2 separate regions of the Homo sapiens genome follow, and region 1 is linked to region 2. A link is an interaction called in ENCODE POLR2A ChIA-PET data of the cell type or tissue named here. Cell type or tissue: A673. All regions are shown on one strand. Links, peaks and the distances in the headings refer to the core of each region. The heading gives the core; the rest is flanking DNA. Region 1 has its middle 250 kb from the start of OTOL1. Region 2 has its middle 190 kb from the start of OTOL1.

What was found. Peaks named below come from ENCODE experiments on the same cell type or tissue, not always from the same donor. Only the 100,000 strongest peaks of a DNase experiment are listed, where the experiment ranks them.
Region 1: POLR2A ChIA-PET joins it to region 2 with 7 read pairs; 2 of 35 experiments call an interaction of 5 or more read pairs at or near these places.

What each region holds. Positions count from the first base shown.
Region 1 is chr3:161,741,802-161,757,497 of GRCh38, reverse strand. No RefSeq gene overlaps it. Among named protein-coding and RNA genes, the nearest start is that of OTOL1, 250 kb to the right of the region's middle. In A673, for the core only: no CTCF peak of the experiment used is centred there; no DNase peak of the experiment used is centred there; H3K27ac peaks cover 897 bases.
Region 2 is chr3:161,681,951-161,697,413 of GRCh38, reverse strand. No RefSeq gene overlaps it. Among named protein-coding and RNA genes, the nearest start is that of OTOL1, 190 kb to the right of the region's middle. RefSeq lists an enhancer at 14,786-15,463. In A673, for the core only: no CTCF peak of the experiment used is centred there; no DNase peak of the experiment used is centred there.

The DNA.
Region 1 (15,696 bases), core at 1-5,000, 60 kb before region 2:
AATGGCTCATGCTTTTAATCCCAGCACTTTGGGAGGCCGAGGCAGGCAGATCACCTGAGGTCAGGAGTTTGAGACCAGCCTGACCAACATGGAGAAACCCCATCTCTACTAAATATACAAAATTAGCCAGGCGTGGTGGCACATGTCTGTAATCCCAGCTACTCGGGAGGCTGAGGCAGGAGAACAGCTTGAACCCAGGAGGCGGAGGTTGCAGTGAACCAAGATTGTACCGTCACACTCCAGCCTGAGCAACAAGAGCGAAACTCCTCTCAAAAAAAAAAAAAAAAAAAAAAAAGTTGGTTATAATATTGTTTATCACAGCAATGTTTATAATAGAGAAAAGTAAGAAAGCACCTGAATATTTACAATAGAGAGTCGTTTTAATAATTTATGTGACATCCACACACAGGATGCAGCTATTTTAAATGATACTGTAGATCAGCATTTTCCTAATCCTTTTAGCAGTAAAACCATTTTGTCAAAAACCTCCTACGCATACCTGCAATATATAAAATGAATACAAGCAGAGCTTCTCTGTTTGAAATCAGGTAAAATGGCTGAGAAAATTTAGCCCTGCTTTTATAATCCACTATGGCTTTTGCATCTTTGATAAATCTCATTGCACATAAGTGTTACTAACATGGGAAATTTTTCACAATAGGATCAGAGAAACAAAAGATAGCTACAAAATAAGTGTAGACAAATTTGTTCAAAAAAGTAGGTGGATGAAGGACAATAGAGTCAGAATCCGTTATCAAAAAAACAAGTCCTGTTAGTAGTGGATAAGAATCCCACTCGAATCCAGAGGATAATGCAGCCTAGTTCTTTATTTTTCCCATCAGATTGCCCTACAACACCTCTGGGTAGTGTTCCAGCATTCAGAACACCTTTATTCTTGGCTCCATCTGGGAGTGCAATTTTTACCCCTTAGAGTCCTGCTTACAGATTCTTCAGAATAATAGCATCTTACTACTATTGATATCTTTCAAGGTACAACTTGATGCTTTATTAGGTAAAAGAACTCCTTTCCTCAACCACTCAACACACATCAGAGGTAAGTATAAAAAATAATAGGTGGAATGAAAAGGACAAAGCCTCCTAAGACATAGACTTAGATCTAGGATTCAATTTCAGCCACTTTATTTCATTTTTTTCCCTGATTCTTGATATTCTTAGGTTACTGTTTTTGTAAATGCTAGCATCCAAGTCACCTCCTTCTATACTTTACTCCCACACTAAATCAGGAGTAACAGGTGTGACCAATAGAGTATAGCACAAGATGGGATGTGTAATTTCTGAGGCAAAATCATAGATGTCATTGCAGCTTCCACTTTGCTCTTTTGGATTGCTTGCTCTTGTAAAGGCCGGCTACATTCCCCTAAGAACACTTAAAACATGGAGAAGCCCACATGAACAGGAAGTGAGGGCCCTGAACCACAAAAAGCACAACTTGCCAGCCATGTAAATGTTCCTCCTTGAAAGTGAATTCTCCAGTCCCAGTCAAGCCTTCAGATGGCTGCAGCACCAGTAGATATCCAACTGCAACTTCATGAGAGATCCTAAGCAAAAACTGACAAACAGAATCCCCTCCAGATCCCCGACTCACAGAAATTAATAATGGTTATAGTTGTTTTAAGCCAGTAAGTATTATTGTAATTTGTTGTGGAGCAATGGATAATGAAAACACTCTTACCCAAATTAATTGTGAACGGGAAGTATCTTCCTGAATCTCTTATCTCAGAGGATCCATAGGCCTTTCAATAATATGAACCTGATCAGTGCAGCAGAGCAAGGCTATTCATAATTCCTGCCAGCACTTGTTAAATTCTAACTCCCTTTGCACTACTCTATAGTCTCATTTTAGCTGAAAAGTCTTTCTTTCTCTTTTAGTTCTTGACTATTTCTATCCTTCCAATAATATCTATTGCCAATACTTAAAATACATTCAAAGGAAGGATAGATAGGAAGGAAGGAAGGAAGGAAGGAAGGAAGGAAGGAAGGAAGGAAGGAAGGAAGGAAGGAAGGAAGGAGTAGCCATCTATTAATAGATAAAAAGGAGGTTCATATTTGCTAAGCGCTTCTAAAAGGCAAAAATAAAAAAAAGTGCCACAGAGAGACTAATAAACAAATTTATATTTTTTTATTAGTTTGTGAGACTGGAAACCTGGTACAGGTGTTCCCTGCTCAAGAACCTGATTCCAATTCACTTCAGCTGTCAGCATCTTCTGCTACTTCCCTCCCAGTATCACATCCACATTCATTTAAGATACATTGCAATTTTTGATGACCACACGTTTAATTAGCATTCAGTCCTGTTGATGGAATTGAGACTCGAAATTAGGGTGTCTTCAACAACATAATTTGTTTATCTCACACATAAAAAGTCTGACTTAACAAAGCTGCTCTTCTCTGCAAAAGTATCAGGACCTAGGTTTGTTCCCTTATTTTTTTTTTTTTTTTTTTTTTGCCATCACTGAGGTACTGTCCTTGTCCACATGATCCACAATAAAGCAGAGTGGATGGCAGGGATAGGAGAAATCGTTCTCATTTATTCCGTTCACATTCAGTTGACAGGAACATTGTCACATGAATATGGATACTGCAAGAAGGCTGAGAACTCAAAGCAGGATTTCTCAGTATTTATTCCCCCTTCAGTATATATCACACATAGGTATAAGACTCAGCTATGGCTGTATGCAAATTTTAAAAATACCTCATTACAGGCTTGGACATATTTTTCAATTCTTTTTACTTTACATCCCTTTTGATTAATATTAAAATCTCAATCATCTCCCCTTACTCTCTACCCTAACCACGTAGTGAATATTGCTTTCTCAAGCAATGGCTGGTGCAATTGCATTCCAACAATTGCTGTGACATTTAAACTATTAGAACTATATCTAGGCTGCATTGATGAAATGTTCTAAGGTGATTTATTACACAAGAAGTAGATTTCCTTCCACACAAACCTTCATAAAACAACATAATGATCATTTTATTGCCAAAGAACTTGAGTGATGATTTTCTCCATCTGTAAAACTTATATTAAACAACCTGAGTCATGTTATTTTTAAATTGCAAATGATAATTAAATGATCCAGTTATAAATAGTATAAATCACTCATTATCTTATTTTTCTTCTTGGATCTGTAACTATTCTTGTGATAAATATCCTTAAAAATCAGTCTACAATGTAGAATGCGGTGAAAACACAAATTCAGTGCAACAAATATTAACAACACTCACCATACAACAGGCTGTGTGTTTGGTGGTTAGGATAAGCCCACTGTAAAGCACTTAAACTGAAATTCGAATAAGGAGAAGGATTTAATCAAATGCAGGTAATAAGGGCAATTCATCCATGGCAACATTTCATCAAAGGTCTAGAGGAAAGAAACTGGCCCCTTCAAGTTCATTATGTAAAGATCATAAAGAATCAGAGATGATCAAGTCATGAAGTTGGAGACAGAGTCACCAACTGTATCATGCAAGAGTTTTAGGGATTTTATCCTAAGGTCAATTGGAATCCATTGAAGAGTATCAGGTAGGGGACTAAAATAAGTAAATGTTTTTTGAAGAAATCATTCTATCTTTCGTGAGAAGAGAACATATGGTAGTAAAAACAAAACCTAAGGATGGAGAGCAGGCAAAACTGCATGTGGATAAAGTAATTTTAAAAGCAATTGAAATAATCCAAGCAAGAGGCTGGAGACTGACAATGAATACAGGAATACAGGAAATGTGAATGGATCTGAAACTATTTAACAAGCAGAACTGTCATGACTTACACAGGAAAAATTAAAAGATGGGGAAAAAAGATGTTAATACAGTTACTCTGTGTAATAGTATTCCAGCTAACTTTTATTCTGATTCCTATTTTTTTATACCCTCCAAAATGTCTGCAGTAAACAATATGAATTGGGAAAGCTGATCTAATCTAAAGGTGCCATTTGTTTTATATTATACAATTGTAATAATAAAAATAATACACAGAAAATAATCCTTCAGGTGCCAATGCTTTGACAAGACTACGGGTGGTTTATTTCTTCCTCTTTGGTGGGCTTTGCAAATGTTTTGCAATTTATTTTTAATTTATCTAAACATTTACTCAACAAATATTCATTAAACACCTACACTCTCCCCATCTCTCTGCTAAGGACTGGGGATGTAGCAGCAATAAAAACTGACAACAGCCCCTGCCTTCACAAAGTTTACATTCTAGTGGTAGTGGCAGACATCAGAAAATAAACAAGGTAAATAAGTAAAATACGTAGTATCGTAAATGGTTAGTAAATTCATTTTGATCTATTTTTAATTGCCAAAATAAACTTCTTCCAGTACAATAAGAGCAAAGTGAAGGAGAAATGGAACAAACAGGTAACGTTCAAACAACATGGACTCAAATGCCATCCCTTCATCCCTTCTTTGTCATTACCACCCAATAATAAAGCTTCTATCTCCACTCCTTGAACTCAAAGCACTTTGCCTTTACAGGTGTATAGCACTTATCTGGTTATTAGAGTTGCTGAACATATTTTTGTTTCTCTTTTCCAGCCTGGAATTTTGAATAGACAATGTTTGAAAATAGTGGTAGGGAGAGAGCCATTGTTCTTATATTTTAATATTAAGTAGTTAATACACCACAAACGAACTTCATTTTTCCTCTACAGACTCTTTAATTATGAGAAATATGCATTTATTATGAATTAGGAAATGTCTATTACAAATCCTATTTCTCAAAGAATTCCATATTTGTAAATAGAACTTTCTATTTAAAAAATCTGCTTTTATGAACATCATCTTTTTAAACATCATCTTTTAAGCCTCACAAACCTAATGATAATGTGCATCTGACTGGCTGCAAATTTTAGTTGGGAGATATTTCCAGAATGGACAGATTTTATTCACACACATGATCCACAAATAAGAAGTCACTCCGCCACCCATTGGCAACCAGTCACATCACAACCTCTGCAGCTAACAGAGTTGGGAATTGCTTATTTGAGGCTGTGAACAGTGAACAACAGATGTCAGAGAAGATCATCACAGCCCTGCTAAACTTTTGGAATGATATTGAAATTTTCAGGTGAATTATCTCATAGTTAAGTGAAAGGTTTCATGTGTATTTTGCCTGTCTTTTGTTTTATGCTAAGAAAACAAAGCTTCTATTCTAACTACAAATTAATGTTTTGTTTTTTTAAGGGTAAAATAAATGTGTTCATTTAATATTCAGGATCCATTTGCTAATGCATCTTAAAAATTAATAGCATGCAAAACATTGTGTTTTTAATGAAAGGATTTGAACATCCCTTATAATGTGCAAAGACTAAGTGTATTTTATAAACTTAGTGAAAATAATTCACCAAGTACAGTATGATAAGCTCTTAGCTGCAAAGGGTACTCACAAATCCTGATGCTAGAGGAATTATGATTTGGGGGTAAGCTATTTCAAACCTCAATAACTTTGCTCCCTTTGGGTTATGGTGGGAATATGGTTTATTGATTTTTCTCAAAACATCTAGTGCTTTTCAATGAGGCAAAATTTCAAGTATCTTTATGCAGTAATTTCAAAATTCTCCTCAAACTATAAACAAAGATTTTTTTCCTGTATAGTGACTATGAAGCAACAAATATTATAATGCAGATCAGGCTCCTCATGATAGCAAAAAAGAAATGTGATTATAGATAAAAATCGTCATCCGAAGTAATACCTTTCCCTGAGAGCCAGCAGCATGCTTCTGTAGCCCATGGTATTTAACCCTGCTTTCTACAGAGCATGCACTTTTTAAAAAACATAAGTCCATACAACATAAAGGCAGATTGAAATGAATAGGGTATACACATCTAAGTGCAAAGTTTTACAAAAGAAGAATAATGATTTTACTAATTAAAATTAAAAACAAATCCAAAATAATAGAAAATGTGTCATGTATTTGTCAAAGAACGCAGAAAATTGTTTTTAAACTGAAAAGAAATGAAATATTACAGAGTTTTTAAGAACAGGTTTTTAAATTACATCTTCAATTAATTTTTTAAAAGGATCAACAAAATTGATAGACCGCTAGCAAGACTAATAAAGAAAAAAAGAGAGAAGAATCAAATAGATGCAATAAAAAATGATAAAGGGGATATCACCACCGATCCCACAGAAATACAAACTACCATCAGAGAATACTACAAACACCTCTACGCAAATAAACTAGAAAATCTGGAAGAAATGGATAAATTCCTTGACACATACACTCTCCCAAGACTAAACCAGGAAGAAGTTGAATCTCTGAATAGACCAATAACAGGAGCTGAAATTGTGGCAATAATCAATAGCTTACTAACCAAAAAGAGTCCAGGACCAGATGGACTCACAGCCGAATTCTACCAGAGGTACAAGGAGGACCTCATACCATTCCTTCTGAAACTATTCCAATCAATAGAAAAAGAGGGAATCCTCCCTAACTCATTTTATGAGGCCAGCATCATCCTGATACCAAAGCCAGGCAGAGACACAACCAAAAAAGAGAATTTTAGACCAATATCCTTGATGAACATTGATGCAAAAATCCTCAATAAAATGCTGGCAAACCGAATCCAGCAGCACATCAAAAAGCTTATCCACCGTGATCAAGTGGGCTTCATCGCTGGGATGCAAGTCTGGTTCAACATACGCAAATCAATAAACGTAATCCAGCATATAAACAGAACCAAAGACAAAAACCACATGATTATCTCAATAGATGCAGAAAAGGCCTTTGACAAAATTCAACAACCCTTCATGCTAAAAACTCTCAATAAATTAGGTACTGATGGGACGTATCTCAAAATAATAAGAGCTATCTATGACAAACCCACAGCCAATATCATACTGAATGGGCAAAAACTGGAAGCATTACCTTTGAAAACTGGCACAAGACAGGGATGCCCTCTCTCACCACTCCTATTCAACATAGTGTTGGAAGTTCTGGCCAGGGCAATTAGGCAGGAGAAGGAAATAAAAGGTATTCAATTAGGAAAAGAGGAAGTCAAATTGTCCCTGTTTGCAGATGACATGATTGTATATCTAGAAAACCCCATTGTCTCAGCCCAAAATCTCCTTAAGCTGATAAGCAACTTCAGCAAAGTCTCAGGATACAAAATCAATGTACAAAAATCACAAGCATTCTTATACACCAATAACAGACAAACAGAGAGCCAAATCATGAGTGAACTCCCATTCACAATTGCTTCAAAGAGAATAAAATACTTAGGAATCCAACTTACAAGGGACGTGAAGGATCTCTTCAAGGAGAACTACAAACCACTGCTCAATGAAATAAAAGAGGATACAAACAAATGGAAGAACATTCCATGCTCATGGGTAGGAAGAATCAATATTGTGAAAATGGCCATAGTACCCAAGGTAATTTATAGATTCAATGCCATCCCCATCAAGCTACCAATCAATGACTTTCTTCACAGAATTGGAAAAATCTACTTTAAAGTTCATATGGAACCAAAAAAGAGCCCACATCACCAAGTCAATCCTAAGCCAAAAGAACAAAGCTGGAGGCATCACACTACCTGACTTCAAACTATACTACAAGGCTACAGTAATCAAAACAGCATGGTACTGGTACCAAAACAGAGAGATAGATCAATGGAACAGAACAGAGCCCTCAGAAATAACGCCACATATCTACAACTATCTGATCTTTGACAAACCTGAGAAAAACAAGCAATGGGGAAAGGATTCCCTATTTAATAAATGGTGCTGGGAAAACTGGCTAGCCATATGTAGAAAGCTGAAACTGGATCCCTTCCTTACACCTTATACAAAAATTAATTCAAGATGTATTAAAGACTTAAATGTTAGACCTAAAACCATAAAAACCTTAGAAGAAAACCTAGGCATTACCATTCAGGACATAGGCATGGGCAAGGACTTCAGGTCTAAAACACCAAAAGCAATGGCAACAAAAGCCAAAATTGACAAATGGGATCTCATTAAACTCAAGAGCTTCTGCACAGCAAAAGAAACTACCATCAGAGTGAACAGGCAACCTACAAAATCGGAGAAAATTTTTGCAACCTACTCATCTGACAAAGGGCTAATATCCAGAATCTACAATGAACTCAAACAAATTTACAAGAAAAAAACAAACAACCACATCAAAAAGTGGGTGAAGGATATGAACAGACACTTCTCAAAAGAAGACATTTATGCAACCAACAGACACATGAAAAAATGCTCATCATCACTGGCCATCAGAGAAATGCAAATCAAAACCAAAATGAGATACCATCTCACACCAGTTAGAATGGCGATCATTAAAAAGTCAGGAAACAACAGGTGCTGGAGAGGATGTGAAGAAATAGGAACACTTTTGCACTGTTGGTGGGACTGGAAACTAGTTCAACCATTGTGGAAGTCAGTGTGGCGATTCCTCAGGGATCTAGAACTAGAAATACCATTTGACTCAGACATCCCATTACTGGGTATATACCCAAAGGACTATAAATCATGCTGCTATTAAGACACATGCACACGTATGTTTATTGTGGCACTATTCACAATAGCAAAGACTTGGAACCAACCCAAATGTCCAACAATGATAGACTGGATTAAGAAAATGTGGCATATATACACCATGGAATACTATGCAGCCATAAAAAATGATGAGTTCATGTCCTTTGTAGGGACATGGATGAAATTGGAAATCATCATTCTCAGTAAACTATCACAAGGACAAAAAACCAAACGCCGCATGTTCTCATTCATAGATGGGAATTGAACAATGAGAACACATGGACACAGGAAGGGGAACATCACACTCTGCAGACTGTTGTGGGGTGGGAGGAGGGGGGAGGGATAGCATTAGGAGATATACCTAATGCTAAATGACGAGTTAATGGGTGCAGCACACCAGCATGGCACATGCATACATATGTAACTAACCTGCACATTGTGCACATGTACCCTAAAACTTAAAGTATAATAATAATAATAATAAATAATAATAAAGTAAAAAAATAATAAATAAATAAATAAATAATAGAATAGTGTAGTTAATAACTCATCATATAGAAATATTTCTCAGATATCCTGAAACACATTACCCTATAAACAGGGCATAACTGGAGACAGACTGAGATTATGGGTGATTTTTATTTTTTCTTTTTATACTTTTTGGTAACCTGGATAAAAATTGCTTTTCTAAACAAGAAAATTTTTAAGATATCAACAATATATCATATCACTTACTTTTTTTTTGCTGATCAGACTTTTTCTCTTTTTTTTTCTGAGACAGAGTCTCACTCAGTCATCCAGAATGAAGTACAGTGGCATGATCATGGCTCACTACAGCCTCAACCTTGGGGGCTCAAACCATCCTCCCACCTCAGCCTCCCAAGGAACTAGGATCACAGGAATCCACCACCATGTCTGGCTAATTTTTATTTTATTTGTTGTAGAGACAGGGTCTTCTTATGTTTCTCAGACTAGTTGTGAGCTCCTGGGCTCAAGCAGTCCTCCTGACTCCACCTCTCACAGTGTGAGGATTATAGGCATGAGCCACCATACCCAGACCAGATTTTTCTTTATAAATAATACAAATCACCCTTACCTCCAGCCAAATTAGCATAAATTTCAAATTACTGGTGTCCATTTAAATGTAATTGTGTAATTTTCTTCCTTATATAAATATATTTATTTCTTATAAATATGAAAATAATATTATTAATAAAGTACCTTTTACCATGCATTTATTTCATGCCAGACAAAATGCTAATTATTTTTTAATCATCCTAGAAATCTGCTGAAGTAGTATAATTCTTATTTTACAACAAACAAACTGGAGCCCACTAAAATATTTTCCCTACATTTGCACAGCTCCGAAGTCATGATTTCAGCCCTTATCTAAAGAACTCTAATCCTGTGCTCTTTCAACTACACTTCACAGCAATATAGAGAGCTAGGCATTACAGAGATTTAAAATAAGTAGAAAATATCTGCGATACCCCGAACAATTTCACAATCTAGGTATAGAGAAGATACAATAACTGTAAATGACTGTTTACAAATGATTGATAATTATAATATTCTAATATCATTTGTTATGCACTGTACTAAATACTTTACATAGATTATCTCCTTTATTTCCACAACTGACATCTGACAAGTTTCTGCATAAATCCTATTTCACAGAGAAGTGTTCTTCGGCCTCCTAATCTACACCAGATCCCTGTGTCATGTGCTCATTATAACTGACTCTCTTCCTCCAGTTTTCAGTTTTGTATTTATTGGATGAAAGATTTCACGAGGGCAGTGAAAACTGGTGTTTTTTGTTCTCACTCCCCACAAACTGTTGGACACATTTAAAATATCACTGGGTAGAGAAAAAATTAAAATTAATATTTATATCTCTTGAGTCACTTAAAAATACAGAGGAATGTTTCTATTCATAATCTACAGTAAACATCTAAAAATATCTTTATCTCATCTCTCTCTCACTATCTCACTTGTAGTATAGCTGACACCAAAATCTTCTTCCTCTTTCTCTCTTAACTTTCTAAAATTATCTTTCAAAACTTTATTTTTGCTGTATCTCTTTTTTTACTGTATCTTTTTTTATCTTCTATCCTCTCTCACTCTTCAGATGTCTCAGGTTTCAAATTTGGATCCTTTCAATTTATTGAATCTATTAATTATTCTAATTATTCTCAACAAAGTTTCAGAGACAGAAGTGAAAAATAAAGAAAGAACAGAGGAGATAGATATATCTTGCATGTCAGTCTAAAGAGTGGTCGTTCCTCTGTTGTATGGTGGTAGGATATTAAAGGTTTATGAGAAATGTCATGATAAAAGCAGTATTCAGTGAAGGCTAAGTGGGCGATATTCTGCAGAATAAATTGTAGGAAAGGAAAGAAATTTGAGAGTAAAAGTTCTGTTATAAGGCCACTATATGGACCTAAGATTGAGATAATGAATACTGATTTGGGGTGTAGGCAGTAAGAATTGAAAAAAAAAATGCATGGATAAAAACAGTAATTATAAAAGAACAGAATTTAAAAGGAATTGCTAGCTAATTGACTGTTCTAATTAGCTGATTGGAAGGAAAGAATCAAGGATGATTCCTCTTACAAGCCTGGCTGAATGTGAGAATGATACAAAGATACTAGGAGTCCAATATCATAATCTCTATCTAGCTTTGACTTTGTAAACATATTAATTATTATGCTTACCAAAAATGATTAAGTATAATTCAATATACTTATAATGCCTTATTATATATAAATGTCCTGCTATATTAATGCACTTTCATTAGTGCTGAATTACTAACAAAGTACATAATAACAATTTGGTAGAAAAAAAGTACATTTATCCTGAAGTGAAGGAGGAAAGTAAGAAAAAAAAACTAATAAAATGGTTAGCCTTTCAATTGCAACTGTATTTGGTAAAAAGAGAAAATACATATAACATTATGTATTAATCTTACTAGAGGTTCCAATCCTTTTACTGTCCCCAGCACAATCAGATAGCATTATCAGGTACAATGTCATCACTATCTTTAATCCAAAGAGGAAGTCATATTTGCCAAGGCAGAACTGCATTTTGAAAGAAACCCTTTAAATGCCAGCTAACCTAAGCTTGTAGGCAGGACAAGCTCCACAGAGATTGCTTCAAACTCTTAATTTATATGGTCATATTTGTAAATAAAGAAATATGTGCAGGGTTTAAAAACACACCACTTAATATTGGTGAAAAGGCCACATTGATTATATATTATTCTTAGTCATAAATCTATGTTCACTACGCAAATTTTTAAAAATCTGACATCTTAAGAGAGAGAATATGCTGTAGTGAGTGACTTGACAATCAGCCAACTTGGCTAGGCTGAACTACATTTCCCAAAAGACCCTTCTTTGTGTGTTTTCTGTGAGAGTGGATCAACCACAGGAGAGATTCTCATGGGGCATTTGGAGGGAGGAATTGAAGCGGCACTCATTTTGTTGCTCACACATCTTACCTATCTTCTGGCTTATGGTGTTGGCATAGGACGGCTACCAGGCCTGCAACTGCTCCACCTTCTCCCAGTTCTCTTTCAGCATTACCAACTACTGGGCCAGATCTGTGTGTTTAGCTCCATGACAACAAGCTCCTTGACTTCTGCAGGACATCAGTGCTATCAAAGTCAGAGGCAATAAGAACTGACACTTCAGTCAGTCCTCGTGGACTTTAGTTTGTGTGTTCCAGTTCATTCCCACTCTCTCCCAATTTATATCCACCTTCCCTTCCCAAGTGAACAAGTTCAAGCATCAGATCAGATGTGAAGGCAAACAGCAGTAAAGAGACTGCCTAACCAGGTTCTGCAGTTGCATTTGATATTCTCCATGTGTGTCTATGTGTGTTTAATCTAGTGGTTCCGCTTGTCTGATTAAGCTTGTCTGATTAAACTTTAATGTGTTTTCTCATTTTTTGCAGCTTCTGGAGACCACCTGCATATATATATATATATATATATATATATATATATATATATCAACATCTATATATATCAATATATATACAAACATATATATTGCATTATTTCTGTCAGGGCTCTCTAGAGGAACAGAAATAATGGAATATATATGTGTGCGTGCATGTGTATAAATAATAAACTCATTGTGTGTGTGTGTGTGTGTGTGTGTGTATATATATATACTATATATATATATACACACACACACACATGAGTTTATTAGGTATTAACTCACATGATCACAAGGTCCCACAATAGGCCGTCTGCAGCTAAGGAGCAAGGAGAGCCAGTCTGAGTCTCAAAACTGGAGAACTTGGAGTCTGATGTTCAAGGGCAGGAAGCATCCAACACGGGAGAAAAATGTAGGCTGGGAAGCTAGGTCAGTCTCTCTTTTCACATTTTTCTGCCTGGTTTTATTCTAGCAGTGCTGTCAGCTGATTAGATGGTGCCTAACAAGATTAAGGGTGTGTCTGCATTTCCCAGCCCACTGACTCAAACGTTAATCTCCTTGGGCAACACCCTCACAGACACACCCAGGATCAATACTTTGCATCCTTTAATCCAATCAAGTTGACACTCTGGGTTAATCATTACACCTATCATGTATTGGGGGAAATTCAGCCCCCGATATTTCACATGGGTCCTTTTCTGTTTTCCCTAAGTGTTGGCTGGTCTGAGAAATAAAGGAAAAGAGTACAAAAGAGAGAAATTTTAAAGCTAGGTGTCCGGGGGAGACATCACATGTCGGCAGGTTCCGTGATGCACCCTGAGCTGCAAAACCAGCAAGTTTTTATTAGCAATTTCCAAAAGAGGTGGGAGTGTACGAATAGGGTGTGGGTCACAGAGATCACATGCTTCACAAGGTAATAAAATATCACAAGGCAAATGGAGGCAGGGTGAGATCACAGGACCAGGGCGAAATTAAAATTGCTAATGAAGTTTTGGGCACACATTGTCATTGATAACATCTTATCAGGAGACAGGGTTTGAGAGCAGACAACCAGTCTGACCAAAATTTATTAGGTGGGAATTTCCTCATCCTAATAGGCCTGGGAGCACTACAGGAGACTGGGGCTTATTTCATCCCTTATGTACAACCATAAAAGACAGACATCCTCAGAGGGGCCATTTTAGAGGCCTACCCCTAGGCACGCATTCTCTTTCTCAGGGCTGTTCCTTGCTGAGAAAAAGAGTTCAGTGATATTTCTCCTATTTGCTTTTGAAAGAAGAGAAACATGGCTCTGTTCTGCCCGGCCCACAGGCAGCCAGACTTTAAGGTTATCTCCCTTGTTCCCTGAACATCGCTGTTATCCTGTTCTTTTTTCAAGGTGCCCAGATTTCATATTGTTTAAATAATTTGTACAGTTAACGCAATCATCACAGGGTCCTGAGGCGACATTCATCCTCAGCTTACAAAGATGATAGGATTAAGAGATTAAAGTAAAGACAGGCATATTAAATCACAAGAGTATTAATTGGGGAAGTGATAAGTGTCCATGAAATCTTCACAATTTATGTTCAGAGATTGCAGTAAAGACAGGCATAAGAAATTATAAAAGTATTAATTTGGGGAACTAATAAATGTCCATGAAATCTTCACAATTTATGTTCTTCTGCCATGGCTTCAGCCAATCCCTCAATTCGGGGTCCCTGACTTCCTGCAACAATCATAGATAATAATATGTGTTTTGAAGAAAATAAACAAGATAAGGGGACATAAGTGTTCTTTTATAGAATGTGGTCAGTAATATCCTCTTAAATAAATTTTGTCAAGCAGAAACCTGAATGATAATACTATTCTAATCTAGATAGAAAGACTAGAAAATGTTAAGGCCTTGAGTGGGGGAAGTTGGATAAGTTCAAGAAAAAGAAAAATCACTTTAGATCACACCGAGGAAGATGGATATGTAATAAGAGCAGACCTAAAGACATATTCCTGAGGCCAGATCTTATAAGGCCATGTGTTAAGCAAATTGGGCTTTATTCAGGGTATAATGGGAACCCAAAGAGGTGTAGTGTTGTAGGTGAGTTAGACAGGAAGATAAATTATCTGATGTAGTTTTTTAAAAGTTTGCTCTGGCCAAAAAAAAAAAAAAAAAAAAAAAAAACACAACAACTAAAGAGGATTGAATAATACAGTTATTACCTATTCTCTTACTCTGTTCCTTATAGTCCAATTATTATTTGAAAGTTTTTATACTTGATTATTTATTTTCTAGTGAGGTCCATGGACCACTAGCACCAATATTACCTGGGAACATATTAGATATACAGAATCTCAGACCACATCCAAGAATGAGTAAATTGGAATCTGCATTTAATATTGCGAGATGATTCATATATACAAGTTTGTGAAGCACAGTTTTAAAAAACATCGAAGTAGTCTTAGAAAAGACAGTGACTTGGCCTAGGGTAGAGGCAATGGGAATTGTGAAAAGTACTCATATTCAGGATATATTCTGGAAGTAGAAGCTAATAAAAATTGCAGATGGATTGATTGTAAGTAGGAAGAGGAGGGAAAAAATCTCCAAGGAAAAGGTGTAAATTTGGGAGCTGAGTAATTGGAGTTGGTGGTGCTACTTACTGAGATGGAGAAGATTGAGACAACAACAGGTTTGCTTTGTTTTTGAGTGTCTTATGTTCGAGATGCCTATTAGTCATCAAAGTGGCAATGTAAGTCATTCAATCAGTCATGTTTGTATCAGAGCTACCCCTAAAATGTTAGAACCCCAATAAAATACCTTATTTCAAGTGACTCGTGACAGTTAACAATGAGTAATAAGTCTGTGAATGATTAACAACAACAACAACAACAACAAAAATGGCAAGCAAGCAGAATATTTCCCGAAACTCTTGCCCTTTGAAGAACCAAGGTTATCAGCACCTGAAACTATCCAGCCTAATCCAGGGCAAGTGGCTGGCTTAATTTAGGGGCATTCAGATATTTCTGTATCCTATATAACACTTACCATACAAATAAGGTAACATTGACTTTGCTGTGCAGGTCACTTATAACTCCATTGCTTTATTCTGTATATTTTGGGTCTAAAGGTCATACTGATTACCATAAAGTTCAGAGGTGAGGTTGAAACAGGAGATGTAAATTTGGAAGACATGAAGGTTATAGTTGGTATTTAAAGTCATGGGAGATTGGAAGCCATCATTTGGTGAGAAAACATAGAAATGAGAAAAGAAACAAGAA
Region 2 (15,463 bases), core at 1-5,000:
TCAGGATAAATTAACCCTGTCCACCCTTTAATTTTGGACTTCTGGCCTCTGGCCTCCAGAACTGTGAGAAAATGAAATGTTGGGTAAGTAAAATAATAATAATAATAATTCCTTGTTATTTATTGGAGCATTTGATCAAAAGTGGCTACATAATAGCATTTAAGAGTCTGAAGAAAACACATTTGAGCACAGCAGCACAGGCTAACGCTAAGAAAAGTATTAGGATCAGACTTTGAAATCCAATTCTAAACCCAGACTAAAGAGTACCCAAATTAAAGCAAGAGAACAGACACAATTACCAATGTGAAGAGACGGTAGTACGTCATTTACTTGTTTATCTGATGTTTTTAGAAATATTAAAGGTTCCAGAAAATTCTGTAGTGTTAAACAGAACAATATTATGTCTATGACTGCCTGCTTTGAATCATCACCAACAGAAGAAAAAGATCCTAAATTCCCTTTTAGAAGCTAAGTTTTGGGGACTCAAGTTGAGACATGGTTTTTCTTCTTTTTGAATTAAATTACCTAAAGATTTATTTTGTTTTGTTTTTGTTTTTTGAAAGGGGAAAAATATATCAAAATGGAACCTAAGTGATATCAAGTATAATCGTGAATATAAACCTAAGTTACTGAAATAACAAGACCCTATCCAGTTTGTTAGTAATAACTAGAAAATTTTTCATGCAAAAATCCAAAACCATTTGCTATGAGTATCCCAATGTTCTCTTTTAAGACAAAATACCCTTCGAGGTTGTCTAGTTATTTTGTACACTTTTAGTGCCACTAAGTAAGAGTGGATTACAGTCAGATGGTAAGATTTAAATTAAGGAGATCATCAGTTATATCTATAGTAAAATAGTATTAATTTCAGTTTAAGAAGTTAGCCTTCTTGGAAGTCTGTTAAAATGAGATGGTGTCTTAGTAAGTTTGGATGCCATACAAAATACCATGGACTGGGTAGCTTAAATAGTAGAATCTTATTTTCTCACAATTCTGGAAGACAGAAGTTCAAGATCAGAGTGCCAGCATGGTCAGGTTCTCGTGAGAGCGCTCTTCTTTTCTTACAGAGAGCTTCCTTCTGTGTCCTCACATGGCAGAGAGAAAGAGAAGGAAAGAGAGGGAGAGAGAGATGCATACATAAACTTTCAGGTCTCTTCCTATAAGGGCATTAATCCCATCATGATGGCCTTACCCTCAAGATCTTATCTAAACCTAATTATTTCCCAAAGGCCCCATCTCCAAACACCATTACTTGGGGGTTAAGACTTCAACATACAAACTTGGGTAAGGGACACAGTTCAGTCCACAGCAGATGGTTTTCACTGGTACACCATATTTTTCTTAGTCATATTCCAAGCTCTATTTCTGTGAAATTTTTGTTACAAAAGCCAACTGCTGTGAAAAGTCCTTGGATGTTTTAACAAAAACAGAAACCTCCCATACTAGATGTTATACGTAAGTGGTTTAGATTTTTGGCTGTCTGGTCTGTGGTATGTTTGCAATCTAAGAATTTCCTTAGTAGTTGAATCCAAACAACCAAGATACTGGCTAATTCATTGGAAGGAATTGGTACTAATAGAACCAAGTTAGTTTCATTTTTCTTTAACCAAATCACAAGAAAATTATAGCCAGACACTAGATGTATCCCAAGAAGTTGCTAGTAATGCAAAGAAAAATATTAAAAATAGGGGCTTTATGGATAGCATAGTTCAAGGATAACAAATGCATTGTTAGCAAATCCAGAACCTTAATGCAGAATATATAAAACAGATAGAAAAAATCAACAAGCACATGCTCATTAAAACACGGCAATATGTGACTCTGTTTAACTACATTTTATTCTGTGGGTCTGGGCAGAAGCTATCTACTTTGTGCAGTTGTCGACTACTTCCAAATACCTAAAAACTGTCTCTTCTCAATTTTCTGCTTCTGAAGGATACACACCTAAGAATTATCAGCTTGAGGCCTATGGTCAGAAGACTTTAACGAGCTGAGGATGGTTTATGTCTCTTAAATTGGTAGACATAAATCAAGGATTAGCCCCATATAAAACCCCTCACAGTTTTACTACACGGCTAATGATTAAGAGTAGCTGACCATCTCTATAAAATACAGATTGTCAGCTGCTCCATTTCATAGAGATTAAGGATCTTTCCATCCTTAACATCCATTCCAGAAAACGAAGTCTTCACATTTTAGGTTATACAAAGGTGGTTTAGGAGAATGTTGAGAAAAGGCTTCCTGTACCTGGTGAGGACAAGACTGAATATACTGCATCAGCCCTTTGCAGTATTAGTATTAGTATTATCCTGCTTGCAACAAGACAGGGTTTAGAATTAAAGGGAATATTCCTCAATTCGTGAATCAGACTGTTTCTAACCTATGACAAAAAATTGATGAATGTGAAAAGAAGTGAATCTTATTATCATTAGGGCCAATGAAAATACCTTAGAGCATAAAAGTTCAAAGGACTCTCAGAGCTTTGAAGTTGTTTCATTTTAGAATCTCATTTGTTCTTTCTGTTCCTCAAAGACTGAGGGTGTTAGAGACCATGCAGTTTCTTAATAAGTAACAAGACCTTGAAGATTTCTTAAATAAGAGTCTCAGCAAAATGGGTGCCTCATCATGAAAGAGATAGTGAATAAAGATCAAGAAATTTGTTCAGAACCCTAACACCTTAGCTCTCTGGCTGGAAAACCTCCAATCAATCCAGAGAATAAATACTGACTAAGACATATTTAAGAAGCATAGTGAGTGCTAGATAAATAAAATGCATCCATAGATTTTCAAAGCTTTGGATCGCTGGGCACAGCGAGGTAAAGGCCTTAATGAGCAAGCTGTGAAATGTGGCTGTATTTGTTGTTTCACAGTATTATCTCTTAGGAACAAGAATGTCCTCAAGCAAGCAGCTAAGTTATTTTTGCCTGATCTCAATATTGTTTAACACGGGAACAGGAAAGTAGGCTTGATCTCATTAAAATATAGTACAAGGCACAAAAAAGTATATTGGTTTCCATTTTCTTTTCTTTCTTTTTTTTTTTTATTTTGTGAGAGAAATTTGCTCTGTCACCCAGGTTGGAGTGCAGTAGTGTGATCTCAGCTCACTGCAACCTCCACCTCCTGGGTTCAAGTGATTCTCCTGCCTCAACCTGCTGAGTAGCTGGGATTCCAGGTGTGAGCCACCATGCCCAGCTAATTTTTTGTATTTTTAGTAAAGACAGGATTTTACTATTTTGGCTAGGCTGGTCTCATGGTCTCTGTTTTCAAGAGCAAAGGGAAAGAAGGAAGGAAGGAAGGAAGGAAGGAAGGAAGGAAGGAAGGAAGGATGGATGGATGGAAGGGAGGGAGGGAGGAAGGGAGGGAAAGAGGGAAGGAAGGAAGGAAGGAAGGAAGGAAGGAAGGAAGGAAGGAAGGAGGGAAGGAGGAAGGAAGGAGGGAAGGAGGGAAGGAGGGAGGGAGGGAGGGAGGGAGGGAAAGGAAGCCAGAGAAGTATGTCTAGTAAAGAACTTTGGGAGTGGCTCTTGGCATCGGAACAGACTGGAAACAAATATACCAGAAGCTTACCAAGTTTCTAAGATAAATGCATTGCCAAAGAATCTGTAAGATGTTTTTTAAAAATTCTTTAATTTGTTCAGGCATTAGCATATTCTTGGGCACAGCAAAATTGCACCATCACATAGTAACTATGAAAGTTATGCAGCTCCTAAGGAAGACATACTCTCCAACTCCTAATTCTACTGTGGCCAGAGAGGATAACGGACAAGGAGGAATCTCTCATCCAGTGGAATTAAGATGCCATTGAGAACATTGGACAAGGGAGTTTCTTCCAGAGAACTGAATCAATAAATAAGCTTCCACTATAAGCTAGATAGAGAGTCTACACTATGCCTGCCACAAGAAGTCATTAATGTTGTGAACCAGAGGTAACTGGTATTAGTAATTTTCCAATATTCCACTTCAGTGACAGAAGTTTTTAGCGTGGCTACCTTGTCTCTGTTTTACCATTATTTGTAGAGCATGTGTGAAAGCCATGGGTGTGAGGTGGGAAGGGCAAATAGTTTGTCTTAGTTTTTCCTTTTAGTTCACAGACCACCAGACAACATAGAGCCACATTCAAATCTAAAAACTGGATGCTACATACAAAGACATTGTTAACTTGAAGCTAGATGCTACCTTAGCTTGTCTCTTTGGGAAGTATAAGGACACAATTTCTTGTCCCTGGATGTGAGGGAGAAAAAAACTGTTTTTTTCTACTGTCACACTCAATACTATACTCAACACATAATACTTCATCTCTGGTCTTCAAAATGTGTATAGGGTTTTCCCCATACACCAGCCAAGCAATTTTCCAGCAGACACCAACTGCATGTCCTATAATTCAGTTGAATTGTGACACCATCTACCTGGAGAGAACATCAGATCCTACAGGTTGAGAGCTCAGTCCTGCAAGACTGTTCCTACTTCAGAGGCCGAGTCCCAGATTGTCGCCTGTACTTCTGACTGGCCAGCTATAAATCATGGTTCTTATGACCAGCTCCTTATGTCAATTAATTTCCCAGGATGGCTCACAGAACTCAGGGAAACACTTTACTTACATTTACCCATTTATTATGAAGGATATTGCAAAGAATATAAACAAACAGCCAGATGAAGAGATATACAGAGTGAGGTCTATGGGTGGGGACTTGGAGCTTTCATGATTTCCCCAGGCATGCCACTCTCCAGACACCTCCATGTGTTCAGGAATCTGAAAGCTCTCCTTTTGGGTTTTTATGGAGGTTTCATTACATAGTTATGATTGATTACATCATTGGCTATTTGGTGATCAGCTCAACCTTCAGCCTCTCTCCCCTCTCTGGAAGTCAAGGGGTTAGGGCTGAAAGTTCCAATCCTCTAATCACATGATTGGTTTCCCCGGCAACTAGCCCCATCCTGAAGCTATCCACAATCCCACCAAAAGTCATCTCATTAGAATATAAGATGTACCTATAGCCCAGGAAATTCCAAGGGATTTAGGAGTTCTGTGCCAGAGGCTTCTATCATTCAAAAATTTACAAAGGTCTTGGGAACTCCGTGTCAAGATCCAGGGTCAAGGATCAAATATTAGAATAAAAGATTCTCCTAGCATCTCCATCTACAAAGGTTTTAGAAGCTCTGTCTCCAAAACCAGGGGCAGAGTACAAATATATACTTATTATATCACATTGTGTTATACAATACTAAGACCAGGCATAATTCCCTGTCCCTGTATTAAAAGATATTGAGACCAAAGCAAAATCAACCTAAGTACTAGCTCTACAACATACTTATTCTTGAAAGATACGATTGTGAAACAATTATCAATAGGTATATGTGTACACATATATAGAGAGATATAGACATAAACATAGACATGGATGATAGAAAACTAGAAGGGCAAAGTGTGGCAGATACATAACTAGCTAGCTATTTATCAGACCCATTTCCTCTTCTTCCTGGGCTCACAGCTAGACTACATTTCCCAGGCTTGCCTGAGGTTAGGTGTGGCCACGTGATAGACTTCTAGTCAATGGAACATAAGCAGAACTGATGTGTGTCTGGGCCATTATATATTTCCTATATATGAGTTTCCATACTCTCTTTTGCCTGTGGCTTGAAGTAGACAACTCATTAATATTTTGGAAATTATTTGGTGAAAATGGTAAAATCATAAGCTATAAGGAGCCTCAGTCCCAGCCAGAATCACTGCATAGAGGAAAGCCACCTGCTGACAAGAACTATAAATTGGATGGTTTTTTAAACTAAAACTAAATATTTCTTCTGTTAAGTTACAGGAAATGTTTCTTGCATAGCTGGCAAGAAACGTGTAACATATCATATAACTGCCCTTTAGGGCAGACTCAGGCTCATAGACACCTAGCTAGGGAAACAGCAAAAGCAAGGTTTTCTCCCTGCACTCCCCTCAGTCACACCCCTTGTGCTGGGTACTCTGAACCACTATAGAGAGTGGCTCCCACTACTTCATTTGCCACTCCTTTTAAAATAGACTGTTTGAGCCTAGAGGGCAGGAATTGTATTTTAGATTTCTTCTTGTAGTCTGTCCAGTAAAGCACAAGGTGGCCACTCAGTAATAGCCATTGAATTCAATTTAATTTCTCAATGCTTACATTCAAACACAAACTGATTGTCTCTACTGCCTTGAGGCCTCTCAAACTTCTTTCCAGCAAAAAAAAAAAAAAAAAAAAAAAAAAAAAAAAAAAATGTGCCTCACTGAATGAAGTCTTTCTACTATGGAGGACAACATGAATGCAAGTAAATTTCTAATGAAGAAGAAAGAAAATCCTACCAGGAAAACAAGACTATTCAAATGACAGGTGAGTACTAAGCTGTGGAAATCCACCAAGCCATTAAGAAAAATTCTTAACTCATATATTCTGTAAACAGGTGTCAGTCTTAGGTCAGAATACTCAATTTATCTTGCCCTAAAAGGGAATGTTCATTGGAATCTTTATGTGGCCACAGAAAATTATTTATACAAATAAATAACAAATCAATAGTCACCTAAATAGAATTCAAAAAAAGCCTAGGTCCTTTATTTTATATATATATATATATATATATATATATATATATATATATATATATATACCATTATTTCGTAAGTAGATATTTTGTGAAAAATTGGCACATTAAAACGTACCAAGCAGAATCCAAAATTCATGCCAGGTAACCGGCTCTGGACTAGTTCTAATGATAGGAAAATCTAGCAAAAACACATCTGTGATTAACTAAACATTTCTATAAAAGCAGTGATGCCTCTAGAGTCAGCCAGAATGCGTTTCCATTTTTTGTAGTCTAGTAGCAGCCGAAGATCCAAAAAAGCAAAACTATTTTAGTCACATTTTAGCCTACTTCTGCCTTGTTTATCAACCAGAGAATTTAAACTAACCACGCCTTCTGTCAGCATTCTAGGGAAGACAGCCCAGGATTATCAGTGACTTTCTGTGCCTCTAACTTTACCACATTAGCCAAGAATAATTAGCAATGGTCTGAAAGGAATTGAATTTTTTTTTTTAAGGCAACAATTCACACTTCAGCATTTATGCAAATCTGGGTAATTTAAATGTATGAGATGATTAAGAAAGAATCTTCTCTTTAATTCCCCAAGAGTGTGCATGTTCTTTTCTCCTCATGCAAATTTCTAGGATAGTCTGTTCTTTTATTCTTTGCTTAGAGCACCACACTGTTTAAAAATAAAACATTGTAAATATATACAATGGCATCAGAATCGTGCCTATGGCTTCATATGAGACTATGTAAACACTCAGCAAGAGTGGTATCCTAACTACTTTTGAATTGTGATATGCTTACATGGAAAATGGTGATGGAGAAAAATATAAAGGCAGATATCCATGGAAACTCTTCAGGATAATTTGTCAATTCTGATAAATGTAGTGCCTGCATTTAAACTCTTAAGTGCCTTGCTGTTTTGTGCCCTCGCATCAATTAACATTTAATTTGACTTTTTAACAACATCACTTATCACTAGTTTTTTCATGTCTATGAAGCTAACAAATGTTAGCTTTTCAAAGCTGACAGTTTATGATTACTTATAACCAACACCATTTCAGGGTAATGCAGTAAGAGATTAATGGACCACGGGGATGACACAGCCACAGGGCTTGCTATAAAAAGAGAGATGAACTACAATCCTGATTAATGCCTCTTTTGAATGAATGTACTTGAAAACCAGCTAAACCAATATCAAGAGGAAAAACTTTATCCTAATTATATGAACAGTGCCTTTTTTTTTTTTTTTTTTTTTTTTTGACGGAGTTTCGCTCTATCACCCAGGCTGGAGTGCAGTGGCCCAGTCTCGGCTCACTGCAACCTCTGCCTCCCAGGTTCAAGTGGTTCTCCTGCCACAGCCTCACAAGTAGCTGGGACTACAGGCACCCGCCACCACGCCCAGCTAATTTTTGTATTTTTAGTAGAGACGGGGTTTCACCATATTGGCCAGGCTGGTCTCAAACTCCAGACCTTGTGATCCGCCCGCCTTGCCTCCCAAGGTGCTAGGATTACAGGCGTGAGCCACCGCGCCCAGCATGAACACTGCTTCTAATTGTACACTTCACAACTTATTTAAGGCCTTTGTTTACATACATATATTTTACTAAATAACATCCAGTATTGGAAGCGAAATGAAAAATATGTCAAGGAAAAGTCTCATTTAACAGCATGAAGAAAACAATAATTTTAGATTCAAATTAAGAGAGCAGTATAAATATTTTGTTGCAGGAGAAAGCAATAGATTAGAAATTTTAAATTTTACTTTTAATCTATTTTATATTTGTATGTGTATATATATGTGTGTGTGTGTCAAGGAAGCACACTGAGGTATTCAGTGTATTAAATTGAAATATAATTGCAGTAGTGAATCAGCTAATGCCTGAGAAGAGTCATTTAGCCATCCTTTTAAGGATACTCATAGCTTTTTATCTTTTTAAAGTTCCCTCCATTTACAGTTCTCCTTCATAATTGATTAAAATAAATTTTCAATAAATAAATAAATAAATAAATGCCAGTTGAACCAAGAGGACCATTCAGCACTAGTTCTAATTCCTCCTCAACTAAGTCTTTAGCTACCCAGCTTCTATCTTCCTCAGTGTTTCCTTTCCAAATCAGATGAGAGAAATAAGCTGCCACACCCAGAAGCATGTTATAGTTCTGTTCTACACCAGCACAAAGTTCTTCTCCTGGTTTCTTGTATGTCTCTATCCCAGGACTGACTGTTGAGAATGTGACGTTCATTAATTTTGCCCTCGTGGATAGCTCCTCCAAAGAATCAAAGCTGTGTTCAGTCTCACACTGCAAACAGATCTCTGAAGAGGTAAATCAAAGCATATTACTCATAATTCAAGATAAATTGTGTTGAACACCTTTCAAAGATGACGTCCTTTCAGTGCAAGTGTTTTAGCCCAATAGGTCTCTCACTGATACTTGGAAAATTCAAGAATTTCATTACTTAGGCTATGTATTCAATTTTACCCATAACATTTTCAATCACACTCTTATATTTTATCAAAAATAGCTGAAATAAATTTTGAAAAGTTCCAAAACTTAAAGTAGATTTTGACTTTTCAGGCTTTCTGCCCTTTATAGTATATTGAGTGGAGAATGATTGGGTTTCTGTCAAAATATCAAACTATCACACTGGGAAGGAGTTCCTTTCCATTATCAAAAAAAAAAAGAAAGAAAAGAAAACAGAAAATCTAACATCCACTTGAGTTCTTTAAGAATGTAAAGTTGAATGCAAAGTTAATTTGGACTGCATATATCTCAAAGATATTTCTTTGAATTGATGATCATTGTTAAAAACAGAGGATTTGTACTGCTATTAGGATATCACACAGACACACACAAACACATTTATATACACACACACACACACACATATATATATACACTTTAAATTGCATTACTTTATAGGAAATCAATAAGGTTGCTATCACCACATGTTCCAATTTTTTCTCTCCTTCAAAATTCATCCAATTAATATTAGCTTTTCAGTACCTTTTCATGACTTCTCTCTCAAGGACTTCCAGAGCTTGTTATCTGTTGTCTTTTTGTACATGTTAATGTGTAACATAATTATATGTGTAGAGATTTTCTTTCCATTACTAGCTTGTAAGTTCCTTTTTATCAGGGCCAATAATAGTATTGCTTTGTGTATAGCAACTGATCAATGCACTTTTGTTAAATGAAAGAAAAAATAAATGATTGGATACCCAAATGGATGTATGACTGAATAAACAGCCTAAATGAGAGCACTAAAGCTCAAAAAATCCATATACCAAGGGGAAACAATTATGAAAAATGTCAAGAAATATGGTTTGATTTAAATGGTCTAAATAGATTTTCTTTAATACATTATATATAAATATCTACCCAATATATAACATTTCAAAGGATAAAAGAAACAAAAACAGTTATTTTCAAACTAGACATGTGTTGAATGTCATTGTCAGCCAGGCAATGTGCTGCAGTAAAGGATCTAAAGATACATAAGATAAATCTCCTCACCATCAAGGATCACTGTTTAGTTAGGAAGCAAGACAATTTGTATGATGGATTAAGCCCTCTCCCAATGGGACAACATACCCCCACCACCAAAAAAAAGTCAAACTGCACTTTAGAAAAACTAGTGAAAATAACATCCAAAGATGAAAAGAGTGCAGAATTTCTGAAAGCTATATTGCAAATACGGAAAACCCCAAAGGAAGCGATCATCTTAAGTAGAAAGGCATCTGGTATAGCGGTTAAGGGCCCAAATGGTGGTAGCAGATTACCTGGCTTCAAAATCCACCCTTTCTACTCATTAACTATGTTACCTTCAGCAAATTTCTCACACTCTTTTTGCTTTCTATTTCTCAAACCTAAAAAGTTACGATAATACTTGATTTAACTAAGGAGCTCTTAGGATGATTTGTAATAGTAAATACTAATCCTAGTGCCTCAAAAATAGTAAATTCTGACATAGTAATAGGTGACCATTATTTTTATGTATTAGTATTTTATTATAATAATTTTTTGGGAAAAGGAATATTTCCCACAAGAATAAATCCCCCACACAAACACACTAGACTTGCCCCTAGATCGAAGAAGTAGTGGGCTAGAAAAGAAACAGATATATCATTTAATTAACGAAATAGCCTGTGGAAAAACTAATTCACTGCTCTCCGAAAAACTAACTCCAGTTGACCATAAAATAAAACCACCTATATAACAGTGCAAGTCTGACTTAGGAGACTTCTGAATGGACATAGAGCTAGAGAGGGGATGTGTTACTCTGTTGTACATTGCTTTAAATTTCTTTATACACCTGAGGCTGCATAGTTTATGAAGAAAAGAAGTTTATTTGGCTCACAGTTCTGCAGGCTGTACAAGCATGGGATCAGCATCTGCTTGGCTTCTGGTAAAGTCTCAGGGAGCTTATAATCATGGTAGAAGGCAAAGGGCAAGTGGTGTATCACATGGCAAAAGGGAGCAAGAGGAGAAGAGGAGGTGTCAGGTGACTTTAAACAGCCAACTCTCATATAAACTAACAGATTGAGAACTGTATTAGTTCATTTTCATACTGCTATAAAGAACTGCCTGAGATTGGGTAATATATAAAGGAAAAAGTTTTAATTGACTCACAGTTCAGCATGGCTGGGTAGACCTCGGGAAACTTACAATCATGGCAAAGGCAAAGGGGAAGCAAGGCACCTTCCTCACAAGGCGGCAGGAAGGAGAAGTGAGTGTGAGCAAGGGAAATGCCAGACACTTAAAAAACCATCAGATCTTGTGAGAACTCACTCATTATCACCAGAACAGCATGAGGGAAGCTGCCCCTATGATCTAATCACTTTGGGTGCCTCCATTGACACATGGGGATTATGTGGATTAAAATTCAAGATGAGATTTGGGTGGGGAGAACTCACTCATTACCATGGGGAGGGCATCAAGCCATTCTTGAGAGATCCACCTCCATGAACCAAACAGCCCCTGCTAGGCCCACCTCCAATAGTGGAGGTCACATTTCAACATGAGACTTGGAGAGGACAAAACATCCAAATCGTATCAGGAGAGCGAATGCCCTGGTAACTGACACCGACCCTCATCTCTAGAAGACATGTTACCTTTATGCCATAATGCAGTGATTGAAAGCTCATATGTCAAAAGGGCTTGACAGATGAACATCACTGAAATGAGTAGGGTTTAAATGATGGGAGTGATGGAGACTATGACAAACAGGAGCACATGGAAAGGGCAGACTTGACTTAGTTCTAGCCAGTTGTTGCCATGCAAAGACACAGACTCTTATTTGCTAAATTTTTATATTTTTCAAGAAAAAATAAAATCTCTAATTTCATATAAAATGTTCCAATTTTCACATTAGTCAGTGGTTTGTGACCTCTGAAGGAAAATGGACTATGCCACAAGAATTTCCCCATCCTTCTTACTCATTCAAATCTTCTTTTATTCCCAAAACAGTAAGATACTCACTCAGGCTTAAGAAAGATACACAAGCTACTATTAGTGCTGAGCATAATTCTCATCTATATAAACAAACAAACAAACAAACAAGAAGCACCAAATATTTGATGAAAAAAGACAGGTGATACCAAACCTTACCAAGAGAAAAGGTAACTTCTGATGAAACTTTATTATTTTTGAAAAAGAAAATCTTCAATAAGTATAATTACTTAAATGGACTTAAGTATAATTAATACAGCCAGAGGTTTAGAGTATTACAAAGAATCAAAAGAAGATGTAAATGGAGGAAGAGAAGAAGGAGAAAGATGAAAATAAGGAGAAGGAGAAAAGTGAGAAGAGGCTGCTATGAAAAAGAAGCAATGAGAATATTTGGAAATTTTTTATATTATTTCCAAAGTCAAGAGACCAATAGATAGAGTAGTAAAACAAATCCAAGTAGAAGATTAATTATTTGAGCTGGAAAAACAAACTCAGGGATAATCATCAAACACAATACACAAAAGATAAAAAGTTGAAAAATTTGTGAGAAAATATTAAAGGTAGAGAATTCTATCTGAGAAGTCTGCAAGAAGACTAATAGGGGCTTCAGAAGAAGACAGAGAGAAGACAGGGGAAGACATAGACTCCTGAAGAAAATTTCCTTGAGCTAAAAGACGTTAAACTTTAAATTGAAAGAATCCTGTATGGAATTAAGATAAAGAAGCTTACCTAGACATATCTTGGTGAAATTTCTGAATTCCAAAGATACAGATAACATGTTAATACAATTGAGAAAAACAAAACATATTTTTTCTATAATATGTACCATATTTATTAACGGATACTAAAAAAAAACAGAAGTATGTCATTAAACTCAACTGTCAGGAAAAATTAAAGACATTCTTTGAAAATTTATGATATATAAACTGTTCTCAAATAACTTCTTGAGAATGTATTCAATATTGCACTTCACAAAAATAAAAACTAAATACAAGAAAAAGACATGATTCAAGAATATAGACATGTACCATATAAAAATAGTAATATAGATCCAAATGTTTGCTTTTTAAACACATGGAATGTGAAAATACAAATAGCTTTGCCTAAAATTTAAGATAAATCTGTAGAAAGAAAATAATAATAAAAGGCAGAGAAGGAGGAGAAAATTAAGCTTAACTAAAGGATGACACCAAAAAAGATGGCAGAAATAAATTCAGTGATCAATAAACATAAAAAATGTGAATGGGTTATATTCTGCCACAAAAATAGAGACTGTCACATTGGATTCCAAACTACTAATCCAGCCATAGATTGATAATGAGATAGTTAAAACTAAATGACACAGATAGATTAAAAATAAGATAAAAAATATATAGAGAGAGTTATACATATGAAGTGATATAGATACATACAGATGATATAGAAGATATAGATATAAATATAGATGATATATAGATATCTATATCTCTATAGTGAGGATAGATCTGTCTCTATATATAAGATTATATATAAGATTGTACATAAGATTTAATATATAAGATTATACATAAGATTATATATAAGATTATAATATATAAGATTATACATAAGATTATATATAAGATTATATAGATAATATGTGCAATCCAGATGGATAGATGAATCTTCAGACAAATCTTTACTTTCTCCCCAGAAATGTAGCTGTAACAAAATAGAATTCAATGTCTGGAAATTATTTGAAATGATAAGAGAAACAATTCACCAAAAAATTACAAGGAGTTACATATTTTATATACCAAAAAATTAACATCAAAATATAACACAAAATTCTAGAAGTATAAGGAAAAATTTACAAGTCAAAATTTATATAGAGAGGTAGATTTTGCATATGTCTCCAAGTATGGTTACATCAAATACACAAAAATTAGGAGAAAGGAGATTTTAAAAAGTTAACTTATAAGCATAATATCAAATAAAGAAAATATTTTCTCATCAAGCAGAAAATGCACATTATTTATGTAGGAATAAAACTTTCAAAGATTGCTCACAAAACACCTAATTTCCAAAAATACAAATCATAGAAAACTATAATTTTCATCATAATGCAATAAAACTAGAAACTAACAACTAAAAGATAAACCAAAATACTTGTGCATTTGTAAATTTATAATTTTAAGATGCTCCTCTTGTTTCTGATCATCTGTCTTTTACATTTTTTAATTACAGGAAATGCTTACGAGTTGAAACAAAATCTATTTTGGCATTGATTCTTAACACTGGAAGAAGTCTTTTTAAAAACATTTAAAGCTCAGATCCTAGCCCCTGGAGCAGCAGTATTTTCAAAAATTCTCCCAGGTGATTCTAAAATGCAGTAGATAAGCGTTCTTTGAGAAACCTCCAAACTGCTCTCTACAGTAGCTGAACTAATTTACATTCCCACCAACAGCGTATAAATGTTCCCTTTTCTCCACATCCTTACCAACATCTGTTATTTTTTTACTTTCAATAATAGCCATTCTGACTGGTGCAAGATTGTTATCTCATTGTGGTTTTAGTTTGCATTTCTCTGATGATTAATGATGTTGCACATTTTTCATATATTTGTTGGCCTCTTGCACATCTTCTTTTGAGAAGTGTCTGCTCATGTCCTTTGCCCACTTTTTAATGCAGTTATTTTTTTTTCTTTTTGATTTGTTTAAATTCCTTATAGATTCTGGATGTTAGTCCCTTGTCAGATGCATAGTAAACAAAGTTTTCTATAATGCCATTCTGTAGGTTGTCTGCTTACTCTGTTGATAGTTTCTTTCCTTGTGCAGAAGCTCTTTAGCTTAATTAAGTCCTGATTGTCAATTTTTGTTTCTTTTGCATTTGCTTTTGAGGTCTTAGTCATGAACTTTTTGCCTAGACCTATATGTCCAGAAGAGTTTTTCCTAGGTTTTCTTCTAGGATTTTTATAGTTTGAAGTTTTATATTTAAGCCTTTAATCCATTTTGAGTTAATGTAAATTAATTCAGTCCCTGTGAAAAGCAATATGTGCATTTCTCAAAGAATGAAAAACAGAACTACCATTTTGACCCAGCAATCTCACTACTGAGTATCTATCCAAAAGAAAGAAATCATTCTACCAAAAAAACAGCTGTATTAGTATATTTATTGCAGCACTGTTCACAATAGCAAAATCATGGAATCAATCTAGGTGCCCCTCAATAGTGTTAGCTATGAGTTCTAAATTTCTTTTCAAAGAATCAATATGTCAGTATGTTCACTTCTTTGCCTTCTACTTTTAAATTTAACTTCCTCATAAAGCAACCTTTTTCGATTACCTGCTCCCCCCTGACTCATTTCAATCACCTGCTCCACCCTGACTCATTCTAATTACTTGCTCCACCCCCATTCCGATTACCTACTCCACCCTGACTCATTCTGATTACCTGCTCCACCCTGACTCATTCCATTACCTGCTCTGTCACAACCGTTTTTCCCGCCA